Linked DNA regions of Mus musculus: regions 2 and 3 are each linked to region 1. Evidence: chromatin loops called from intact Hi-C (ENCODE). Cell type or tissue: gastrocnemius. All regions are shown on one strand.

Evidence for each region. A loop is a pair of places that touch in the nucleus more often than their neighbours do. Peaks named below come from ENCODE experiments on the same cell type or tissue, not always from the same donor. Only the 100,000 strongest peaks of a DNase experiment are listed, where the experiment ranks them.
Region 2: a loop joins it to region 1, with 4 times the contacts of the local background. A loop is called at or near these places in 9 of 42 quality-filtered maps.
Region 3: a loop joins it to region 1, with 2.3 times the contacts of the local background. A loop is called at or near these places in 7 of 42 quality-filtered maps.

The regions. Positions count from the first base shown.
Region 1 is chr8:107,204,271-107,206,770 of GRCm38, forward strand. 4930517G24Rik (RIKEN cDNA 4930517G24 gene) reads left to right here and starts at 1,060. Exons shown (of 3, transcript NR_166499.1): 1 at 1,060-1,319. In gastrocnemius, no CTCF peak of the experiment used is centred here; DNase peaks (open chromatin) are centred at 1,087, 1,587 and 1,977; H3K4me3 peaks cover 1,401 bases; H3K27ac peaks cover 1,800 bases.
Region 2 is chr8:107,291,437-107,293,936 of GRCm38, forward strand. Nfat5 (nuclear factor of activated T cells 5) reads left to right here and starts at 2,034. Exons shown (of 15, transcript NM_018823.2): 1 at 2,034-2,462. The coding sequence starts at 2,390. In gastrocnemius, a CTCF peak has its summit at 1,316; DNase peaks (open chromatin) are centred at 927, 1,381, 1,711 and 1,967; H3K4me3 peaks cover 1,417 bases; H3K27ac peaks cover 1,825 bases.
Region 3 is chr8:107,115,221-107,117,720 of GRCm38, forward strand. No RefSeq gene overlaps it. Among named protein-coding and RNA genes, the nearest start is that of Gm39240, 7.6 kb to the right of the region's middle. In gastrocnemius, a CTCF peak has its summit at 978 (motif pointing right); a DNase peak (open chromatin) is centred at 1,000; H3K4me3 peaks cover 348 bases; H3K27ac peaks cover 1,660 bases.

The sequences.
Region 1 (2,500 bases):
TTTCGAGACAGGGTTTCTCTGTATATCCCTGGCTGTCCTGGAACTCACTCTGTAGACCAGGCTGGCCTCGAACTCAGAAATCCACCTGCCTCTGCCTCCCAAGTGCTGGGATTAAAGGTGTGTGCCACCATGCCCAGCTCCTACAGTGTATTCTTAAAAGGGTGAATTTTATGATATATGAATAGAAGCACAACACTTTATTTTTAGACAGTGTCTGTCTATGTGGCCCTGCCTGTCTTAGAACTCATTTTCTAGACCAGGCTGGCCTTGAACTCACAGAGAGCTGCTTGCCTCTGTCTCCTGAGTGCTGGGGTTAAAGTTGTCTACCACCATGCCGGGATAGCATTCTCCTTTTCAAAGCTATTTTAATTTTGTGTATGTTGTCTGTGTGCTGGTATGCCCACATGTGTGGGTGCCTGAGGAGGCTAGAAGAGAGTGTTGGGTCTCCTGGTGCTGGAGTTACAAAAAGCCGTCTCAATAGGTGAGCCATCACATCTCTCCGGGCTCAACCATCCTTCTCTGTCGTTCATGCTTCGAGACTGGGATATAGCTCAGTGACAACAGGAGCTTACCTGGGATGCTCAGGACCCTGGATTCAACTCCCCTGCAAGTACTGCACTAAAGTAAAAAAAAAAAAAAAAATCACCTATTCAAAGCAGGGTGTGGAGTACCTAAGACAGGCCAGCCCGGAATTGGTCCTGGAAAGCAACAACTGGATCGCCCCAAGGGCAGTTTAATGATGGTACCAAGTGCAGAGTGTAGGGAGGGTCTAGGGAAAATTTGTCTCAAGTCATAATGAAGCAGTTCAGGGTCGGTGGAGGGGCAGCCAATACTATCCTGATCTGAAAAGGGGTGTAGGGGCAAGGTGTGAGCGATCTCCAGGAAGAACTGTGGAGGAGGGCTTCCAAAGGGGGCTTCCACATTGAGCAAGCTCCCTACTGCATCCTGTCCTCCGCTCAGCCTCTCCTCTGTGTGGACACCCATCAGGGCACCCACCTGTCAGCCAGTGGGACAGGGGCTTAGGCAATGGGGGCCTTCAGTGCACAGTGCGCATGCGTGAGTCTGACATCTACAGAGGCAGTTGGCATTGGCCCCATTCAAGCACTCCCCGAGGTCTACAGTGGAGAAGAGAAGGCTGCCAAGCCCCTGTGAAGAAGAAAGAGACTGTGTATCGTCCCAGCCCCTCGTGACTTCACACTGGGTGTGAAGACAGAATAGGATCCTGAAAGAGGCCGACTTTAACGAAAGGAATGAGTGTGTGCACTTTTGGACATGGCGTCTAGATGTCCTTCCAATTAAGCGGTGCACAGTAAGTTGGGGTGAGTCCTGGTGATGAAGGTGCCCTTCATGACCATGGGGAAGCTTGGAAATGGATACTAAGCACCCCTGGGGGTGTATTAATGCAAGTACAGAAGGACAACTCCACGCTGAGGGACACCCCTCTGGGGCTCAAAGCCTAGGGTTGAGCCGGAGAGTCTGATAATGGGCAGACACCCAAGGCCTGCTCTTGGAAGCCAGGATGTGTGTGGACTGCGCCCTCCCCGGAGGTTACCCCGAGTGCTGGCGCAGCTCTCTGGCTCAACCGCCCGAGCACTCACGGGGCTCCTTCCAGCCTTTATTGGGACATCTGCCACCTCCCAGGTCCTCCTCTTCCAAAGCCAAGAAGGGTCAGAGGAAGGGAGTGTCCCTGTATACCAACGTAGCAGAGCAGCTTCTGAAAGCTGAGGGGGGCCCCCAGGGAGAAAACATGGCCGTGCCAATTTTGAAAGGTCCCCAAACGACTTCTAAAAGCACCAAGGCCCATGAGTAAGACTGCGGTGCTGGATGGAACGCGGGGGCAGGAATGCTGCCCAGATCCCTGGCAGGAGCTGCGGGAAGAAAGCAGGCCAGGGCGCTGCCTCTGCAGCAGACGCATTGTCCCCCCTGTTCTGTGGGCTCTTGGGTATCTCTGTCCAGGCAAAGCCCGAGCCCACCCGTGGGCAGCTTCTAGCCTGCAAGGCTCAGCACCCTGCAGGATTCTCTTCCACACAGGTCCCTCACCTCTGGCTCCACGCCCAGCCAGTTGCCCACAGACTGGAAAACAAAGGAACACTGCCTTCCCTGGAGACCTGTGCTTAAGGGATGGAAGGGATGGGCCTTGGGCAGGCTGGGCGGATACTCTGTTGATTTTTTTTTTTTTTTTCCGAGTGCAGAGACTATGACAGCCAATTCCTGTTGGAAGTAGCTTTGTTTTCTTTGGATGGTGGAACACTTTTCCTTTCTCGTGACTGTGGCAGTTTTGGGTCATGTTTAGGATGGTGACTAGTTAGCCTAATTATGTGCCTTCCACAACCACGTTCTTAACCTTTTGGGGCACAGATGTTATTACAACCTTGATTGAGAAGAGGGGTCACCTCTTCTCTCTCCCCTCTGCGCCTCAATCGGAGCATTTAACTCCTAGTGGGTTAGGACTCTTTGTAGAGGCCAGGAGTGCGTAGCTCAACAGGTTCAAGGCCCTGAA
Region 2 (2,500 bases), 87 kb after region 1:
AAGGGCTAGGTCACCAACCAATGTTTTACTCCAACTCAAAGCTATAGGATTTCAATTGGCCTTAGCGTGTTAGGCAATAGGAGGTTTGAATCTTCTCTTATCAAATGAGCGGGTCTCTTAGCAGCTATGAAGGGACTTCCCTTGGGACGTGTTACAACAGAGTACAGTGGCCATAGAATTTTGAGGGTAGTTTCCTGTTTTGCTCTGCTATGTGTTGGGGTGGCTCAAAAAACCTTCCTTGTGACTGATGAAAATGCTCACAGGGTTCATTAATTATCACTAAGAATTCAGTGAAGATAATCAGGCAGCCTGTATCAGATGTTCAGATGAAAGGATAGGTGGTTTCTGATAACACAAATGTAAATTCTAGGTCTGTAGGTTAAGCTTGCTAAAGGGCCCACCCCAGAGCTGCCTGCACTGGGGCCTCCCTTGCTCAGAGACTCTTCCCCAACTCCAGCATTCCAAGTCACAATAAAGTGCCCAAAATCACAGAGGCAAAACTTTGTTAGGGATTTATATGGGTACATCCGCAGGGTTTTAGGATTTGTGACCAGCTTTGTAGACACAGTAACATACATCAAGGCATCTTTAACACCTGAAAAACACTGCCCACGTGGCTGTTGGCATCAAAATCCCACACAGAATTAAAAATTATTTTCCAAGATGCGCACCCTGTGCTCAAATTGATATTTTAATAACTCGATTAAAAATTTCCCAAAAGTCTATTAAGAGTCAGGAAACAGTCTGTGGTGGAGGTGAGGATGTGTTTTTGCAACGGAAACTTTTAGCCCCCGAGAACAGAGCAGCCAAAAAAATCTCATTTACATGTTTTCCCTCCATTCTCCCTTAGCACAGTGAAAAAAATGAAAACCCGTGTGGAAGAGTATGTTTGCTTACTTCTCTCCCCCTACCCCACGCACGCGTGTGCATTACACACAAGCCATGTGGACTCACATGATCCCATTTTTAAATTGTCTTTTATTTTCCACTCCGGAGTAAATTCGACCATTCACTATCAGAGACATCATTATACATAAACTTAAACAACAACAACAACAAAAATCAAAGCCAGGCATGGTGGTACTCTTCTGTAATCCCAGCATTCGAAAAGCTGAGTCAGGAGAACTGCCCTAAAATTGAGGCCAGTCTAAATCTACACAGCGAATTGCAGGCCAGCTAGACCTACATAACAAAATCACCTGTCTAAATAAATAAATAAATGCAGTCGCCGTAAATTTGGTGTGGTGGGTAACGTGGGGGGAAAATATTTTCATTAAAAAGAATCAATAGCCGAGCATGGTGACTTCTGACCGGCAGGGGCAAGCACAGCTCTGTGAGTTTGAGGCCAGCCTGATCTACATAGTGAGCTCCAGGCCAGAGTGGGCCAACAGAAATCATCAACAACAAAAAAATCCACGAACAGGAACAACAACAACAAAATCCACAAACAAAACTTGGTAACTCGTGATGGTGGTGGTGGTGGTGAGTATGGCTTGCCCTTTCTTAATTAAAAAGTGAGTCTGATAGCCCCTTGACCAGCTCACTGCAGACACTGCTATGAAAAACCCCGAAGGGCCCGGTTGCTGTCCAAGCTGTGGAACTCCATTCCCCAGTGCTGAGCTCCAGCGAGCGGGCCTCGATCGCTGCAAGTCCCTGGAGGGCTTTTCCCCTCCTGGCTGACATCCAGGTCCCCCAGGGTCTGTGTCCTCCTAAGTACACCACGGAGCAGGGCCGGCCGCCTCAGGCTCGCCGCCACCAGGTCGAGGCAAAAAAAAAAAAAAAAAAAAAAAATCTTTTCCCTTCTCAGGGCCCCAGAAGCCAGGCCGCCTCCCTCCACCCTCCCTGCTGGCTGGCGGGGCCCTTTCCCAGCCCGGGATCAGCAGCGGCCGCAGCAGCGACGGCAGGAAGCGAAGCCCTTGTTGATGCTGTTCCGTGGCGCGCCTGTCCGCCCTCCGCCGGCCGCCAGGCTCTTCCGGGCTCCCGGACCTCCCCCCCTCCGCGCGTGCGCAGTGCCCCACGAGGGGGCGGGGCTCAGATTCCTGTCAGCGGCGCCGGCGGTGGCGGCGGCCGTCAGTGTGCGCTGAGGAGAAGCCCGAAACGGACCCGTTTGGCTCTCCCTCTTCCCCTTTCCCCGGTCCGAAGCTTCTGGTCTCTGGACTCACCGGGAGTCAGTTCTCCACTCCGCAGAGCTGTTCCCTCCACTCCGCCGCCCTTCTCATCGCTCGGCCGGGTGGGAAGTGACTGCCCTCGAGGAGGAGGAGGAGGCAGCGGCTGCCGCCCTCGCCTCACCGCCCCCGGTTCGGTGCCCGCGGATCCCGGAGAGGAGGTGCCGCCGCCACCGCCGCTCCCCCCCTCCCGCTGCCCTCGGGCCGGGCTGGGTCGAGCTGCGATGCCCTCGGACTTCATCTCATTGCTCAGCGCGGACCTAGACCTGGAATCGCCCAAGTCCCTGTACTCGCGAGGTGAGTCAGATGGGGGGGTGGGGGGGTGGGGCGTGGGG
Region 3 (2,500 bases), 89 kb before region 1:
CGATGTCCCAGCAGGTTTGGAAATGGTAGTATTACTAAACACCTGGACCCATTCTTCATTAAAAAGATTAAATTAAGTCAGGTGTGGGAACCGGTGCCTGTAATGTTGGTACGTGGAGGATGTGGCGCGAGGATGGGTGAGTTTGAGGCAATCCAGAGCTACATAGGAAAACTTTCTAAAAAATGTGTGTGTGTTCACGTGCGCAAGAGTGTGTGCATTCCTGCATACACAGGCACTTACAGCTCACATTCACACACACAAAGAAAAGAAAGGACTATTAATGATAATTAGCAGAGGAAAGTGGAACAGATACAGGGAAGAGTTTCTTGTGCCTTTATATCTTTCCATGGTGTTAAAAATTTAGCCTCAGTGAGTTCAAGGCCAGCCTGGTCTACAGAGTGAGTTCCAGGATAGCCAGGGTTACACAGAAAAACCCTGTCTCAAAAAAAAAAAAAAAAAAAAAAAGCCTCAGAAATTGCTACTTTTTTATGGCTGGGGGTGGTGGTACATGTCTTTAATCCCAGATTTCGGCAGATCTCTTTGAGTTCAAGGCCAGCCTGGTCTACAGAGTGAGTAAGGGTTACACGGAGAAACCCTGTATCAAACAAAACAAAACAAACAAACAAAAAACCAAACAAGCAAAAAGGAAGAAAAAAGAAAGAAAAGAAAAAAGAAAAAAAGAGCCAGGACAAGCTAAGGACGTAGCTCAGTTGGCAGAAAATTTACCTAAAGTACATCCATCATCAGAACCAGAGAACCCAGGCAAGGCAGTATAGCCCTGTAATCCCACCCTATAGAGATGGAGGCAGAAGAACCAGACGTGAAAAGCAATCCTTGGCTTCGAGTGAGTTTGAGGCTAGTGGCCGTTCAGAGTCACAAGAGACTTTGTCTAAAACAAAACATACACGTATACTTACATATACACGTAAACCTTGAGGAAAATTCAATACCTCTCCGGAACCTGTGAACTGTTTTCCTTACAGCAGGGGGCAGCAATGATTCTCAAATATCCCTGACATCAGCACTAACCTGCGGCTTGGCGTCCACGGGTTTCCAGTTCCAGGCCCAAATACCATCCAGCAGATCATAAGGGAAACGAAAGACAATCACCACAGAAAGCTTTAGATGCCGGAGGAATTGTTAAATAAAACATGTTCCAGGTTCTTTTATTGATCCTGAAAACCTGTGTTTGCCCTGAAGCTCAGTTTTCCCATCTGATAAATTAAGTCTATAGATTTGCTGAAATCACTTTAAAGAGCTCTTTCTGCATCTGTTAAGAAAACAAAGGACAACATATCAAACCAAACCCATTTTAAGCTGGACGTGGTGGCACACACCTTTAATTTCAGTACAAAAGGCAGAGGCAGGCAGAGTTCCAGGCCAGCTTGGTCTACAGAGCAAGTTCCAGGACAGCCAGGGCTACACAGAAAAATCATGTCTCTAAAACCCCAAACAAACAAACAAATAAATAAAGTAAGACTTTAGCTGGGTGTGGTGCACACACCTTGCTGTGTTCAGAGGGCATCAGATTTCTCTATGAGTTCGAGGTTAGTCTGGTCTAACAGTAAGTTCCAGGCCAGCCAGTACAACATAGTGATAATCCTACTTAATGAAAAACAAAAGCAAACCCAGAAAACCTTTACAAATCCAAATCAGCATCAGGAAGGAACAAGCCCCAGTGCCCTCTGAAATTAATTGGATTATCAAATTATCTGTTAGACAGCCCTCAGCTGACCAGGATGACTTATTGGCAGTTTATCTTTAGAATACTAATTTTTGGGGGTGGAGTGGGGTGGGGTGGGGTGGGGAGATTGGCACTTACTCAGATCACTGATGGAGAAAAAGAGCCCTTCCAATCTATAAATGTTTAGCATGTGTGCAAAGGTCGTGGATCTAGTGTTCAGGAGCCACACCCAGACTTACAAAAGGATCTTGAGTGGACTGGCCAAATTAAACAGCACAAGCACTTGTAGAGAAATAAACACAAGTTAAAATGTAACCACAGCTATTTGTTCTTGCCGCTCTGTTCTCCTCTGTGGGAGGGGCTGAGAGGGTAGATGGAGCTCTGGTCACTCTAGCAGGAACCTGAGCCTTGCTGCCAAACCCTCTTTCTTTCTTTCTTTCTTTCTTTCTTTCTTTCTTTCTTTCTTTCTTTCTTTCTTTCTTTCTTTCTTTCTTCCTTCCTTCCTTCCTTCCATCTTTCTTTCTTTCTTTCTTTCTTTCTTTCTTTCTTTCTTTCTTTCTTTCTTTCTTTCTTTCTTTCTTTCCCCAAGACAGGGTTTCTCTGTCTAGCCCTGGCTGTCCTGGAACTCACTCTGTAGACCAGGCTGGCCTCGAACTCAGAAATCTGCCTGCCTCTGCCTCCCGAGTGCTGGGATTAAAGGCGTGCGCCACCACGCCCAGCTAGGAAACACTTTCTGTATAAGCATGTGCATTATGCACTACATGTCTTTACATACACATGGCGTTTGTACTTCTCCAGCTTCCTTCATGCTTCAAC